2 separate regions of the Mus musculus genome follow, and region 2 is linked to region 1. Evidence: chromatin contacts called from ENCODE POLR2A ChIA-PET data. All regions are on one chromosome and are shown on one strand. The core of a region is the stretch at or near the end of the contact, and the rest is flanking DNA. Distances in the headings are between cores, read along the strand shown.

The links. ChIA-PET counts read pairs that join two places held with the same protein, here RNA polymerase II (POLR2A).
Region 2: POLR2A ChIA-PET joins it to region 1 with 19 read pairs in embryonic stem cell. The contact joins the promoter of Carmil1 here to the promoter of H1f1 in region 1. POLR2A ChIA-PET finds 5 or more read pairs at or near these places in 4 of 5 experiments (Patski and embryonic stem cell).

Annotation. Positions count from the first base shown.
Region 1 is chr13:23,758,740-23,765,705 of GRCm38, forward strand. H1f1 (H1.1 linker histone, cluster member) reads left to right here and starts at 4,929. Exons shown (of 1, transcript NM_030609.3): 1 at 4,929-5,673. The coding sequence starts at 4,978. The coding sequence ends at 5,619. H4c1 (H4 clustered histone 1) reads right to left here and starts at 2,510. Exons shown (of 1, transcript NM_178192.2): 1 at 2,056-2,510. The coding sequence starts at 2,418. The coding sequence ends at 2,107. It overlaps H3c1 (H3 clustered histone 1), which reads right to left and starts at 3,647. Exons shown (of 1, transcript NM_013550.5): 1 at 3,146-3,647. The coding sequence starts at 3,614. The coding sequence ends at 3,204.
Region 2 is chr13:24,277,288-24,284,078 of GRCm38, forward strand. It overlaps Carmil1 (capping protein regulator and myosin 1 linker 1), which reads right to left and starts at 3,503. Exons shown (of 38, transcript NM_026825.3): 1 at 3,274-3,503. The coding sequence starts at 3,313.

The DNA of each region.
Region 1 (6,966 bases), core at 3,679-6,178:
CTGTAGTTTGCTTTGGGAGTGTTCCATGACATTTTACTAGTTATACTTGACTTTTTTTAATATTATTGTTTTAGATGGTTTGCCTACATGTATTTCTGTGCCTCTTTTATGATTGGTACTCAGAGACCAGCAGTGGGAACTGGGACTCCTGGGACTGCAGTTACAAGAGATTTTGAGACACCATGTGGGTGCGGGTGCGGGTGCGGGTGCTAGGAATCAAATGTAGGTCCTCTGGAAGAGCAGCCAGTGCTCTTAACCACCGAACCATCTGTTCACTCTTCTTTTATCTTTTAAATTTTACATTTAAAAAATTATTTTGTGATCTTGTGTGTGTGTTAGTGTACACATACGAAAGCATACGTGTGGGTATCAGAGGATAACTTAGGAAAATTGAGTCTCTCCTTCTAGCTCCAAGAGCTTAAATTCAGGTCTTCAAGCTTGGCAGCAACTTTATCAGATAAATCATGTCACTGAGTTCTTTTGTCTTGGTATATAAATCATGTTAGCCTGGAACTTACTATGTAGCCCAGTCTCATCTTAAATTCATGACCTATATGAAGGGTTTTTAAAGTGAATATACATCATGAATCATTTTATGCACATCCCCAGGCAAAAGCCACACTATGGTGCTGCCATAATTAATTCCTCAATTAGGAATGACAATTGGTAATGTAAGGAAAAGTGAGAGGTTCCTATCCACAGTAGAGGTCCACCAAGGAGATATATATGTTAGGAATATTTTGGAAAAAGGCCAAGCCACCTTAAAGGCCCACGTGATTACTGCGATCCAAGATCTGCATCTACATGACATTTACTGCTCATGAGAATCCATTGTTTTCTGCTGGCCTCAGGGAGCGGCTGGCACATTACCTAATAGCAAAGAAATACCTCCCAAAGGAATTTAGAGGAGGGATAAAATGATCAATCACCATCAAGAGAGATCACATTTTCTTGTTCTTCTGTCTGCTCTCCTCCTGAAACTTTCCAGGATGTATTATCCATGAATTATATGCATTAGTTTAAGATGAAGCTATGCTGAATAGTTCATTTTTCTACCAGAAATTCACGGTTGGAAAACAGGAATTCCCAAATCAAGGAGAGATACTTAGACCTAGCTAATAGCGACAGGATGAGGTTCAAAACTCTCCTTTTTAAATGATGACTAAAATAAAGACAATCGAAAGAAAAAATACATAGACAACAAAACCACAAGAAGATGAAGATGGAGGAGGAAGGCAAAAAAGTGCCAGCAAGCTGGGTGTGGTGGTAAACAGTAATGCTAGAACTTGGGTGAAGGATCAAGTTGTCTAGGCCATTCATTGCAGGAAAAGTTATTTTCCTATTTTCAGTCACAAAGTGAGCTCACATCCCCTTCACCTGTGCTCTCAAACTGTCACTGCTTCACCCCAAAATTGTAGCAGCTTTCCTCAATCTGCCTACACTGGCCAATCACATTAACAAAAATCAGACTACAGGAAGCTATTCCAAGAACACCCCTGCCTTTACCAACCTTGGCCACGGGGTGAAGCTGTAAAGGGGGTCATGAAATGGAAGCTACTATACTTACACGGCATTAGAGTTCTCAAATACAATGCCATTTATCTTAGTTGTGTAATCACCATGTTAAGACATGAATCCGCTGGGACTCTGCCTGTTCTGAGAAAGAGAAACAAAACAAAACAAAAAACAATTTTTGCCATTGCATTGTTGGCAAAAAGGCCACATCTCAGGGCAAATGGTTGAGAATTATGAGGAATGTTTAGTTCTGCCTTACATGGACTTTACTTGAACCCCGCCCGGACTTACAGACGTTTTTAATGTGGTTAGATGAGAACCATGCTTAACTGCTTTCCTATCCCTCACTCAGGCTTTCCTCAAGGAACAGAGTTTAGCTGCGCACACTTAATAAGGCAGTATTTCTTTTCCAAGAAAATGGTGCAAACTTGACCTTACAATTCTCCAAAGGCACTCAAGGTTTATTTACTCAATTTCTCTATATTCTGAGATGCCCAAGCTGTTAGGTGGTTCAGTATTACAGCGCTTTTTCAGGGAATGTGGGCGGCCCTGAGAAGGGCCTTTGGTTAGAAAATACAAATTAAAAAAGTCTTAGCCGCCGAATCCGTAGAGGGTGCGGCCCTGGCGCTTGAGCGCGTAGACCACGTCCATGGCGGTGACGGTCTTGCGCTTGGCGTGCTCCGTGTAGGTGACGGCGTCGCGGATCACGTTCTCCAGGAACACCTTCAGCACACCGCGGGTCTCCTCGTAGATGAGGCCGGAGATGCGCTTCACTCCCCCGCGCCGGGCCAGGCGGCGGATGGCGGGCTTGGTGATGCCCTGGATGTTATCGCGGAGAACCTTACGGTGGCGCTTAGCGCCGCCTTTGCCCAGGCCTTTTCCTCCCTTGCCGCGACCCGACATGTCTTAGGAAGAATGGAAAATGGAGTCAGAGCTGAGAGTCGGTCCTTTATATAGCTGCTTGGCCTTGATCTCCCACCCCCAACAGAATCACACAAACGAAAACCCGCCCGCCGGACGGTGACGTCATAAACCCCGCCAATAAGACCTGGCGGGAAAGAACCGAAAGCGCCCGGGCGGGAAAGTGACGTCACAAATCCCTCCCATCAACCATGCCCCGAAAGCGCGCCGGCGGGAAAATGACATCACAAACCCCGCCCCTCAGCCAAGACCCGAAAGCGCGCCGGCGGGAAAGCGACATCACTGATCCCTCCTCTCAGCCATGCCGGGAAAGACGCAAAAGCCCGCCGGCGGGAAAGTGACTTCACAAATTCCGCCCCTCAGTCACGACCAGAAAGCGCGCCGGCGGGAAAGTGATGTCACATATCTCGCCCATCAGCCCCGCCCCGAAAGCCGGACGGCGGGAAAAGTGACATCACAGACCCCTCTCTGGATCGGAGCCCTATAAGGACCGAAAGCCTGCGAGTAGGTCACGTCAGAGATCCGACCTGTACACTTTACGCATATTCCACGGGTAAAACCAGACAATCAGTTGACCTATTTTGTACTTGATATCAACTTTGGGCTGTTATAAACTCAAGTTTTGGGGAATATCCACCGTTATAGACACTAGGGAATATATAGGTTCGTTTAAGGATGGAGTAAATTACAGCCATTTTACTTGAAATCGTGTGTGGCTCTGAAAAGAGCCTTTGGTTAATTCCGTAGAACTGTACGGAACTGTACAATTACGCCCTCTCCCCGCGGATGCGGCGGGCCAGTTGGATGTCCTTGGGCATGATGGTGACACGCTTGGCGTGGATGGCGCACAGGTTGGTGTCCTCAAACAGACCCACAAGGTAGGCCTCACAGGCCTCCTGCAGAGCCATGACGGCCGAGCTCTGGAAGCGCAGGTCGGTCTTGAAGTCCTGCGCGATCTCGCGCACCAGGCGCTGGAACGGCAGCTTGCGGATCAGCAGCTCGGTCGACTTCTGGTAGCGCCGGATCTCGCGCAGCGCCACGGTGCCGGGACGGTAGCGGTGAGGCTTCTTCACGCCGCCGGTGGCCGGGGCGCTCTTGCGGGCGGCTTTGGTGGCTAGCTGCTTGCGCGGGGCCTTGCCGCCGGTGGACTTGCGAGCGGTCTGCTTAGTACGAGCCATAGCAAAAACTAGAAAGCAAGCTGGTGAGCACTTGGAGATGGTGAGTTCAGAACTACTATTTATAGTATGCAAAGGATAGTGATTGGATGAAAATACTGGTTATCTGTGACGTTTAAGACTCTGATTGGTTTATGTTTAAGAACTGCAGTTGAGGCTAAGGTAGTCTGCCGCGGTACTTATTTTTGTATGTGTGTGTTTTAAAGTAAATGGAATAAAATTCCAGTGACTGTTATCTTCTACAGCACATCTGCTTCCAAACACATTGCAGCTTGGACTTAGTGGCATTGAAGAATAGAGAACAATCTTGTTATCTTCATTATTGAAATGTAACAATGTGACTTCTACATTGAAGGAGAGTAGGCCAGATTCTACCTTTTGATTGGTTTACTGCCTTTCGTAAATAGCCACTAAAACAGCAGATTTAGAACTCTTCATTTGCGTGGAAAGTCTCCATTTTGTTGCAACCCACACTGTAAAGAAATGGAGAGAAACATGGGAGTAAAAGTACAGACGTCTGACTCGGGTTATTCTGAGCATTTCTTCATTAAATGGCTGTACTTGTATGGATGCTTTGAGTTCTTGCATTTGGAGCTTGAATTTTCAAAATACTTTCACGCATTTTTGGCCAGATATCACTGATACGTTCGAAAACAATTTTTTAACTATAAACTATAGAAATCGTCATACCATGTTAGGATTGCACTTTTAAATTCTTTAAAAAAAAAAATGGGCAAGACTTTCCCAGAGCTATTGTGTACTTGCATATCCTGGGAAAAGTCGTGTCCTGCCTTTTCTCTTTTTATTTGAGCCACTACTGGCTCACAATATGAAATCACTGTCGCAAGCTGACACTCCTTAAAAGAACACTAAGCCTCTTGCATAACTAAAATATAAAGTAACGATACATTGCTCCCATTACTGCCAAGAATCAATACTGAAACCCGCAGAGAAGGCCCACAAGCTGGCTTTCTGGGTTTTAATTGACTAATTTACAGCCACCTTTCACTAGTTGAGCTCCTTTTTGATAGGCATCTACCACTTTCTGATGATAAAACAGGAGAGTACAAGGAGAATCTGCTGTGGTTGAAATTCCACCTCAAGCAGCCAGCCGGAGAAGTTTTGAGGCCGCCTCCTCTACCTGCAAAAACACGAAGCTAGGTCGGTGGAATCGCAAAGGAGTTAGTTTCTGAAATCTTGCAGGCAGACAGGCGCACGGGAGGCGGGGCCTTAGGGTCCAGGGGGCGGGCGTTAGCATTCACCAATCACAGCACAGCACTGCTCTATAAATACTCCGTGCAGGGGCCTTGTCTTTCTACTTCTTTTCTTCGTCTTGGGTATAGCTGTTGTTTATTCATCAGCAACCATGTCGGAGACGGCGCCAGTCGCTCAGGCTGCTTCTACTGCCACGGAGAAACCTGCTGCTGCAAAGAAGACCAAGAAGCCGGCAAAAGCTGCCGCTCCTCGGAAGAAGCCCGCGGGACCTTCGGTGTCGGAGCTCATCGTGCAGGCAGTTTCTTCTTCCAAAGAGCGCAGTGGCGTGTCCTTGGCCGCGCTCAAGAAGTCGCTGGCTGCGGCGGGATACGATGTGGAGAAGAACAACAGCCGCATCAAACTGGGGCTGAAAAGCCTGGTGAATAAAGGCACACTGGTGCAGACCAAGGGCACCGGCGCTGCTGGCTCTTTTAAGCTGAACAAGAAGGCTGAGTCCAAGGCCATCACCACCAAGGTGTCAGTGAAGGCGAAAGCATCCGGGGCTGCTAAGAAACCTAAGAAGACTGCTGGGGCTGCAGCTAAGAAGACTGTCAAGACTCCGAAGAAGCCCAAGAAGCCTGCAGTTTCCAAGAAGACTTCCAAGAGCCCCAAGAAGCCGAAGGTGGTGAAGGCCAAGAAGGTAGCCAAAAGCCCTGCCAAGGCGAAGGCAGTGAAGCCTAAGGCTTCCAAGGCGAAAGTGACAAAGCCAAAGACCCCAGCTAAGCCCAAGAAGGCAGCGCCCAAGAAAAAGTGAACAGTTGGAGGCTTCTTCTATAAATAACCCAACGGCTCTTTTCAGAGCCACCAACATAACTCAAAGAGCCTGACACTTGTTTCACACTATAACAACTGCATTTGGGTACAAGCCTGGTGGGATTTAGGCATTATTAATTTCCCCCAGTAAACTGACAATTTGGGTCAGTCTAGTTTCTAGTTTTATTTCCCTGAGATTCTGGGAAAACAGCCTTGTTAGCCCTGGGAGGCGCTACCCTCTCCAGGTGTGGTGGATAAGCTCTCTATGGTATGGTAGTGCAATGGCCTGGGTGCCTCAACCAGATAAGGTCCTATTTTGCCAATGAGGATGAGAACTCAGGTGCTTGATCAGTAAGAGTGGGCTGCAGCAAGGGTTCACATGCAATAGAGTTTTTTTTGTTTTGTTTTTTTAGGGGGGGGGGGGGGGCCCGAGACCGGTTTCTCAGTGTAGCCCTGACTGTCCTTGAACTCACTCTAGACCAGGCTGGCCTTGAACTAAGAAATCCGCCTGCCTCTGCAGTGCTGGAATTAAAGGCGAACGCCACCACGCCCGGCTGCAATAGAGTTTTTTTAATTCAAGCCCACCAAGACTGTTCCTTACAGGAATGCTAGGTGCTTGGAGGCTTGGTTTTGTGAGGAAGTGGTTATCTCCCATGTACTGCAATGTTCACAGGCAGCTCTTGAAGCCTTTATTGATTTTTGCTAAGTAGCCACTTTTGTCCCTGCATTGATCCTCCTTCCTCCAAAGAGCTAGAGTTAACGCCCCACACCGTGATTTGCTGGGCTCCCTTATTCTGAGCTCAGTTTTTAAATTATTGGGGGTGGGGGGATTGTCTGGAAGTTGAGGGGCAACTTGAAATTGGTTCTCTTCCACTACTTGAGTCCAGGAGACTAGTTAAAGTCATCAGGCTTGGCGGCAAGTTCCTCTTACTCTGAGTGTCTTCTGGCCCTGAATTTAACTTTGTTGTCCTCTTTCAACAAAAAATTAGAAAACCAAGTGTCTGAGGCATTGGCCTGTTATCTCAAGTACACAGGAGGCCAAAGTAGTTTGGATCCTGAATTCAGGCTAGTCTGGGCTATAGAGTCAGAGGCTGTCTTAAACAATTATTTGGTTGGTTGTGGGTGTTTTGTTTTGTTTTTTAAAAAAAAGTTGGGTATTGCTTGTTTTAATGTTTTTTTTTTTTTTTTTAGTTAACTTTTTTTTAGTATTTCACATAAAGTATTGTGCTCATCCATTTGTTAATATGATGCAACAAGTAGGATCTCATACTGCTAACTATAAAGTATATTTTGCATTTACTAAATGACATATTTATTCTAAGAACAGCTCAACTTCCAGAAGTGTCAG
Region 2 (6,791 bases), core at 2,253-4,752, 520 kb after region 1:
CTAAACATGTCCCAAATCAACTTCAGTCTCATCTTCAGCGGCCACTCTGAGAGCTGGGTACCTCACTTTTCTCCAACTCTGTGAGTGAGTGAGGTATCAAGTTGCCCAAAATCTAACTGCTGCACAGATCGGGAGCATAAAGACCCCTGGCTTCTCTCCCTAAGGCTGTCCCTTGCCTTCTTAACATGGTAGGTAGCCTTTGTGAATGGGCAGCTTGAGTTTGTCTCTCCAGGTTGAGAGAATTGTCATTTGAGCAAGGGCGTGTAAATCTCACACTCCCCAGCTCCATTTCTCAGTACAAACGCAAGGGTCTGTGTCTCCCTGGACTTATATAAGTCCAGGAGTTTCTATGTATTCTTTTTTCTGGGATGTCTTTGTCCTAGTCTCCTGATAATATCCAGCTTATCTTTCAGATCTCAGCTTCCCTCTCCTAGCTTTTCATATCTCTGTATTCTGTTATTATAGCCATCTTGGCTTATTCAGGGATTCAGTAAATATGAGCAGCCCTCCTATCTCCTTGTTGTCTATGGTGGTTTAACATCTAGCAAAAGCCACCAGAGATGCCACTAACTGAATCTTCACACAACACATCCGCTCACAAACAGAGCAGGGTGTGGGGGTTTGGGACAGAAGAACTTTGAGCTGAAGAGGCCCCCAGGAAACAGACTTCTGGTTTCCACAGTGGGGTCTCCAAGAGAGCCCGCTGAGGTGTAGAATTATTACTCTGTATGATGTAGATGTCTTAGTATATACAGACACTTGGAGGAAAAGTGAGAGAGAGAGAGAGAGAGAGAGAAGGCTGGAAATGAAAGTGCAGCTTGAGGAACAGCAAGCAGGCAGAATGAGGACAGGGTACATGCACGGAGGCTGGGCACTGGGCATTCTCTGCCCAGCTACTATCTCATCAGAGCCTAAGGCAGCATGGACTCCCCACTAAGAGACCTGTGGACATAGGCCTCTGAAATTGCCCTGCTATATCCAAAGGATAAAAGCAGCTTCTGGGTGGTGACAAGTGGCATGTGGCCAGTATTCTTGTCCTCTGCCTTGTATTTCTTTTTTTTCTTCTTCTTCATTTGTCTATTTGTCTGTTGTTTGTTGAGACATAGGTCTCTCTATGTAGTCTTGGCTGGCCTAGAAGTCAGTATGTAGACCATGCTAGCCTTGAGCTCACAGAGGTTCCCCTAGCTTCTGCCTCTCCAGTGCTAGGACTAAAAGCCTGGGCCACTGTCACACACACACACACACACACACACACACACACCCTCTGATTTCTGTATTTAAAACTATTCCATAAAAGCCTAAGGGCAGCGCACACATGTAAACCAGCATTCAGGAGACTGAGGCAGGAGGGAGAGTGAGAATAGCTTAAGGTCAGACTCATCTAGTGAGTCGGCACCTATCTTGGGCTACAAGAATCCTTGTCTTTAAAACAAAAAACAAAACAACAACAAAACCTTTAATAGAAAGATATGTCATACACAGCTTACAGGCCTTAAAGGAGAAGTTTAGGAAAAGGCAGCGAGGCCTTTGCAGTCTGTTTTAACTGATCAGCTAAAATGCTTGTGAGCTCCTGGAACCAGCAACATCGGTGAACCCCACCACCACCAAAGCCTAACCAGACAACACAGAGGCCTAGGAAAATGCTATTAGACAAACCACAGAAGGGCAATGAAGAGAATACACCAAATGGTTAGCTGGAGAAGGGTCCTTCGAGCCACCATCCTTCCAAAATCACCAATATACAATACTGACTCAACACAAAAGTTCCTTTCAAAAGAGGGGTCAAATTCACCTTTTAAACATACTTAAGTACTGAGAACCGCTGATAAACAGCAGCATCTTTTTATTTCACCGTTTACACTTTATCTGGAGTCCAAATCACCTAAACTTCAGGTCCCAGGACAATGCTACATGATTTTCTAGAAATCTGCCACCCTTGGAGGCATCTTTGGAGCCTCCAGCGTTAGTTTCGTGTTCAGGCAGGGTGTTGGAAACACCCAGAACCGGATGGGCCACTCGATAATGTCTCAGAAAGAGTCTCGAAATTGAGGAGACAAAGTAGGGGGTGTGCACAAATACCTTACTTCGTGTGTGTGTGTGTGTGTGTGTGTGTGTGTGTTGGCATGTTTTCAGTTCAACAAAGGCAGAGTTCCATACAAAACGGGCAACAGCTTCTTCCCGCCAAGTTTTACCTGCAGAGTGAGCAGCTTTGCGGGGGCACACCATGCCCTCTCAAGTATCAATGCTGGGTGGACAGCAGAGGGGCAAATTCCAGACTATGGTGAATCGGTGAGAACGTTCCCTCCTTGTCAGCGCCCAGGGAATCCAGGGAACATCAAGTGTGTGCCCAGTATTCCTCAGGGAATACCAGTCACTGGAGCTCAAAGTACGTCCATAAAGTCATATTCACCTTAGTGCAAGTCAACGCACTCCACACGAGCATAAGCGCTGGTTTCCAGCGCTCCTAGCCCATTTGTCTTCTGCCATTTAACCTTTCCAGATAAAGCTAAGCTCCAGGACTTAAATTCCAAGCAATGCTCTCTCTGCCCTCTGCTCCAAAAGAAGACACCCCCTCCCCCAATAAGGGCCTCAAGCAAACCAGTCACCTGGCACAGGGTAACACACGTGTTCCCAAAGAGACTGAAGGTGGTCGGCAGGTTAATCATTATTAAAATGAGGCGTTTATCATTAACCCTCCATTTCCTGGACTGAGAAGGCATCGGCCGGGTAACCCTCTAGCTTCCAACTCAATCCTCAAAGCCACGCCTTGTCAGGCTGGGTCCTGACGCTGGACGGGCGCCTCCATCCCTGAGGCCGTCAGTAAGAGGGGCAGCCCCAAACGGGAATTTCCTGGAGGGTGCCTGACATGAGCCCGAGGGAACCTACAGTCGCCAGGCATCCTCCTTGCTAGGCTTTACCAGACTTTCCAGAGTTTGGGACCAGGGAGTTGGCCACTGGAAGGGACGCCCCTCCAGCTCCATCTTCCGCCAACCTGACTCACCTGGTGGGGCTGAGCAGGGAGATCTGCGTGGAGTCCCCCAGGGCTCCAGATTCCTCTCCACTCCTTCTTCTCTCTCTGCACCCAGTTCCTGCGGCCATCGGGCCAGCAAACTTCTAGCCTCTCCCCCCACCCCGCCCCCTCCCCCGGCGACCCTGCCCCACGCCACTTGCGCAGGAGAGCGCGGAGACTGCGAGAGGACGGAGATGGGAAGGGAGGCGGAAAGGAGGTGTGCGCAGAGAAAGATGGCCAGTCGGCCCCCGCGCCAAGCTTACCCATTAACTCCCGGGGGACATCGGAGCTCTCGTCGGTCATGGTTGCCCCACTGGGCGCGGGGAGATCCCGGGTCCCACTCTCTGACTCTCGGCCCCGCGCCCTTCTTCAGACCCTTTAATGTTTCCGCGAGGAAGCCGCAGCTTGCAAGGAAAGAGTGGGCCGGCCGGAGCAGCGGGGCGTTGATCCAAGGTTGCCGCGCGCCCGCAGTACCAAAAAAAAAAAAAAAAAAAAAAAAAAAAAATCCTAAGAGTTGAAAATCCGAGCTGGCTCTGCGGCCGTCGCTACATGCCTCCCTCTCGGCTCGCTGCTTCAGGGGCCGAACGCAAGGCGGCTGCAACACCGGCTTCTTCCCGGGCGGGCGCCGCGCAGCCCGGCCTCTGCGCCGCACCTTGGGCGTAGGTGAAGCGGAAGGCGAGGGTTGGGCCGCCTGGCTGGTCTCGGCCTCCTGCGGGCTGGGCTGGGCAGGGGCGGGCCGGCTCTGCTCTCCTCCTTCCCCTTCTCCCGCTCCTCCTCCTCTCCTTCACCCTCTCCTGCTCCTCCTCCTGGTCCCCCTGCGTCTCCTCCCCGCCTCGCGAGAGCGGCCTCCGCACGGGTCCCCGGCCGGCCTCCGGGCCTGGGCGCACGGTGCCCGGCGCGGGGCACAGCCCGGGGACCGACGCGGTGCTTGGCTGCGGTGGCTGCTGCCTTGACTGCTGCGGCGGCGCCGGGCTCGGCGCCCCTCCTCGCAGCCTCGCTTCGGTGCAGCAGACGCTTGCGTCTGGAGAGGGATAGACCGTGCAGTTGAGAGAGCCCGAGAGCCATCTGCTGGCTGCCAGCGTGGAGGGCCCGGGCTGCGCGAGGGTTTATCCCCCAAATCCAGGCAGGCCAATGGACCCTGAGGCTCAGAGCTGCAGAGCCCCCAGCGCGGAAGCTAGTGCTTTCTGAGATCCTTTCGTGCACTTCTGGATCTCGGGCCCCGCTGAGCCTTGTGTCTTCGCACCCTCATTGTTAATTCCCCATCTATGTTGATTAAGAGCTACATGCAATCAATAGACAACCGTAAGATGGCAAGACAGGGGCCCCTTTGGAAAATGCCTTTTAATGGCGACCCAGTCTCCTTAAGCTTGGGGCAAATCGGAGGACCAGACATGGTTGCCAAAAGCTGGAATATTCCTGCTGCTAAATCTGATTCAATTTTACCCAACCCATCCAACCTTCCCAGAGGAAAGATCTCAGGTTCTGGAGTACTTATGTGCACTTCCATCACCCAAAGAGAATGTCCCTGACTGACCAATCAGGTTCCTGCTTTAAAGGGTTGAAAAGAGGGAGAGGGGAAAAGAGGGGGAAACACTGGCCTCTGGCAGCTTAGGTTCTGTTATTGTAGTTGTATTGGTTGGTGGATGGGTGGGTGGGTTAGTTTTTGAGACAGGGTCTCAATATGTAACCCAGGTTGGCCTGGAACTTGCTAACTAGACCAAGCTTGTCATGTCTACAAAGCAAAGATCTGTCTCCCTCTGCCTTTCAGAGTGCCGGTGTCACAGGGAAACATCTGACTGTTAAGTCTACTATTGGTGGTTTGATTTTTTTTTTCCTTTTTTTTTTTTTTTTTTTTTTAAGTGTCTCACTGGTAGGCTAGGCCACAGTTCTCCTGCCTCGGCCTCCAGGTGCCAGGATCCTGGCATGTGCTATTAGGCTGAGTTGGTAGTCTGGTTTTGAAGACTGCTATGGACCTTGCTTTTCTAAGAACAATGTTTAGTTTCCTCTAGAGTACTGCTGGTTGAGCTCTTTCCTTGGGAAGACTGTAAACAGACACCCTCCTTGCAGGGCTCCAACCACAGAGTTCCGTTTCATCAAAGTCCATCTTGGAGAACCAATGTGGTTACTGGACTTACACAGAACACGGGTGAGGGGTTACTTACTGGAGTGTGGGTGACCCTAAAGCAGTCATGTACCCTTACATGGATGAAGATTTCCTCACAGCTCTACAAATGGAGCCCCACTTTTAACTGGGAGTCCACATTTTATATACACAGCCACAGGCAGTTAGGGCCAAATCACATACCACTGGCTCCGAGTGTAGAAGAGAGCAGCTGGAATCTCACGTAAGGTACTATTGGCTCCCCCATCCCTTCCTTCAACAGTCAAGAGATTTCTTACAAGTATTCTAATGAAAACGGTGCTTGTAGTGCTGGAACCATACCTTCTACAGCAGATAATCTGATGATGGCTTCCCCTTCCCACCTGGTTCACCCCACTCCATCCCTGAATCAGACAGCGAGACTCCATTCTTTTAAATGTACTATTACTGTATGTGCACATAATGGGCCAGTTGGGGGTTTGTGGGGGTCACAGGACAACTTGTGGATTCAGTTTGATCCCTCTGTGGGTTCATCCCAGAGATCAAACTCGGCTTTCTGACAACGGCCTTTACCAGTTGAGCCTTCTCCCAGTCCCCCAGACTCTACTCTCTCCAAGACTCTCTTCAGGTATCTGCTTCTTACTGTTTACAAACCTATCATTTGTGTACCTTCTTCATAAAATTTCTTCAGGGCTTTTCAGATCTCTGAGATTCCTAAGACTGAAACACAACACACTTAAAAGCTCAAACATACGAGGGCCTCCCTTTATTCTTGTGTCTTTGTCCAGTTTTACCATTTAACCCTTGAATCCTGGATTGGGGTAGGGGAAGGGAGAGTTGGTGGTTTCCTAACTAAACAGTAGGCACTTTGAAGGCAGGAAATGTAGAAAACATCTGTGTGCTGTTGGAGATTGAACCCAGGGCCTCTTGCACACTGCCGGAGGAGCCTCTGCCTCAATGACCTGGATAAGGCAGATGTCCAATAAACACCAGTGAGCGTGAGCTTTCTACCTCAGACCTTTAACTCAGTTAATAACATTGGCAATTTGTTTAAATTACATATTCCCTCAATATATCCTACCTGAAGAAGGTGGAAATTACCACTCCAAACAGCCTTTCAAATACCTGTGGCTTAACAGGCTCTTTTCAGGGACATACTAGTGAAGTTTCAAAAATAGCCCTGAAGGCTCCACACAGTAGGGAACTTGTGAATATAAGAACAAAGATCGTTGTCTCTTTGGCCTGAGAGGTACAAGGGGACTGGAAGGTTGAGTGCCAACCCTGCATTCCAGCACTCAATTTTTGTGTTTAATAATTTTTTTAAGATTTCTTTTTAAGCTTTATTTTCTGTGTATGTGTGTGTGTCTCTGTGTGTGTGTCTGTGTGTGTGTGTGTGTGTGTGTGTGTGTGTGTGTTAGTGCACCAGTTGTATGCAATGCCTGAAGAGGCCACAAGAAGGTGTAAGACACCCAGCCGCTGGTGCTGGATTTCTGGAGGGTTGTAAGCCTTCATGTAGATGTAGTCTATGAACTATAGTACTATATAAGAGTATCTATCTAGTGTTCCTAACTGATAAGTCACTCCCCCACCCTTTTGGTACTTTGAGACAAGGTGTTACTGACAGCCCAACCTGGTCTCAAACTTACTTTGTAGCCAAGGGTGACCTTGAACTCTCAATCC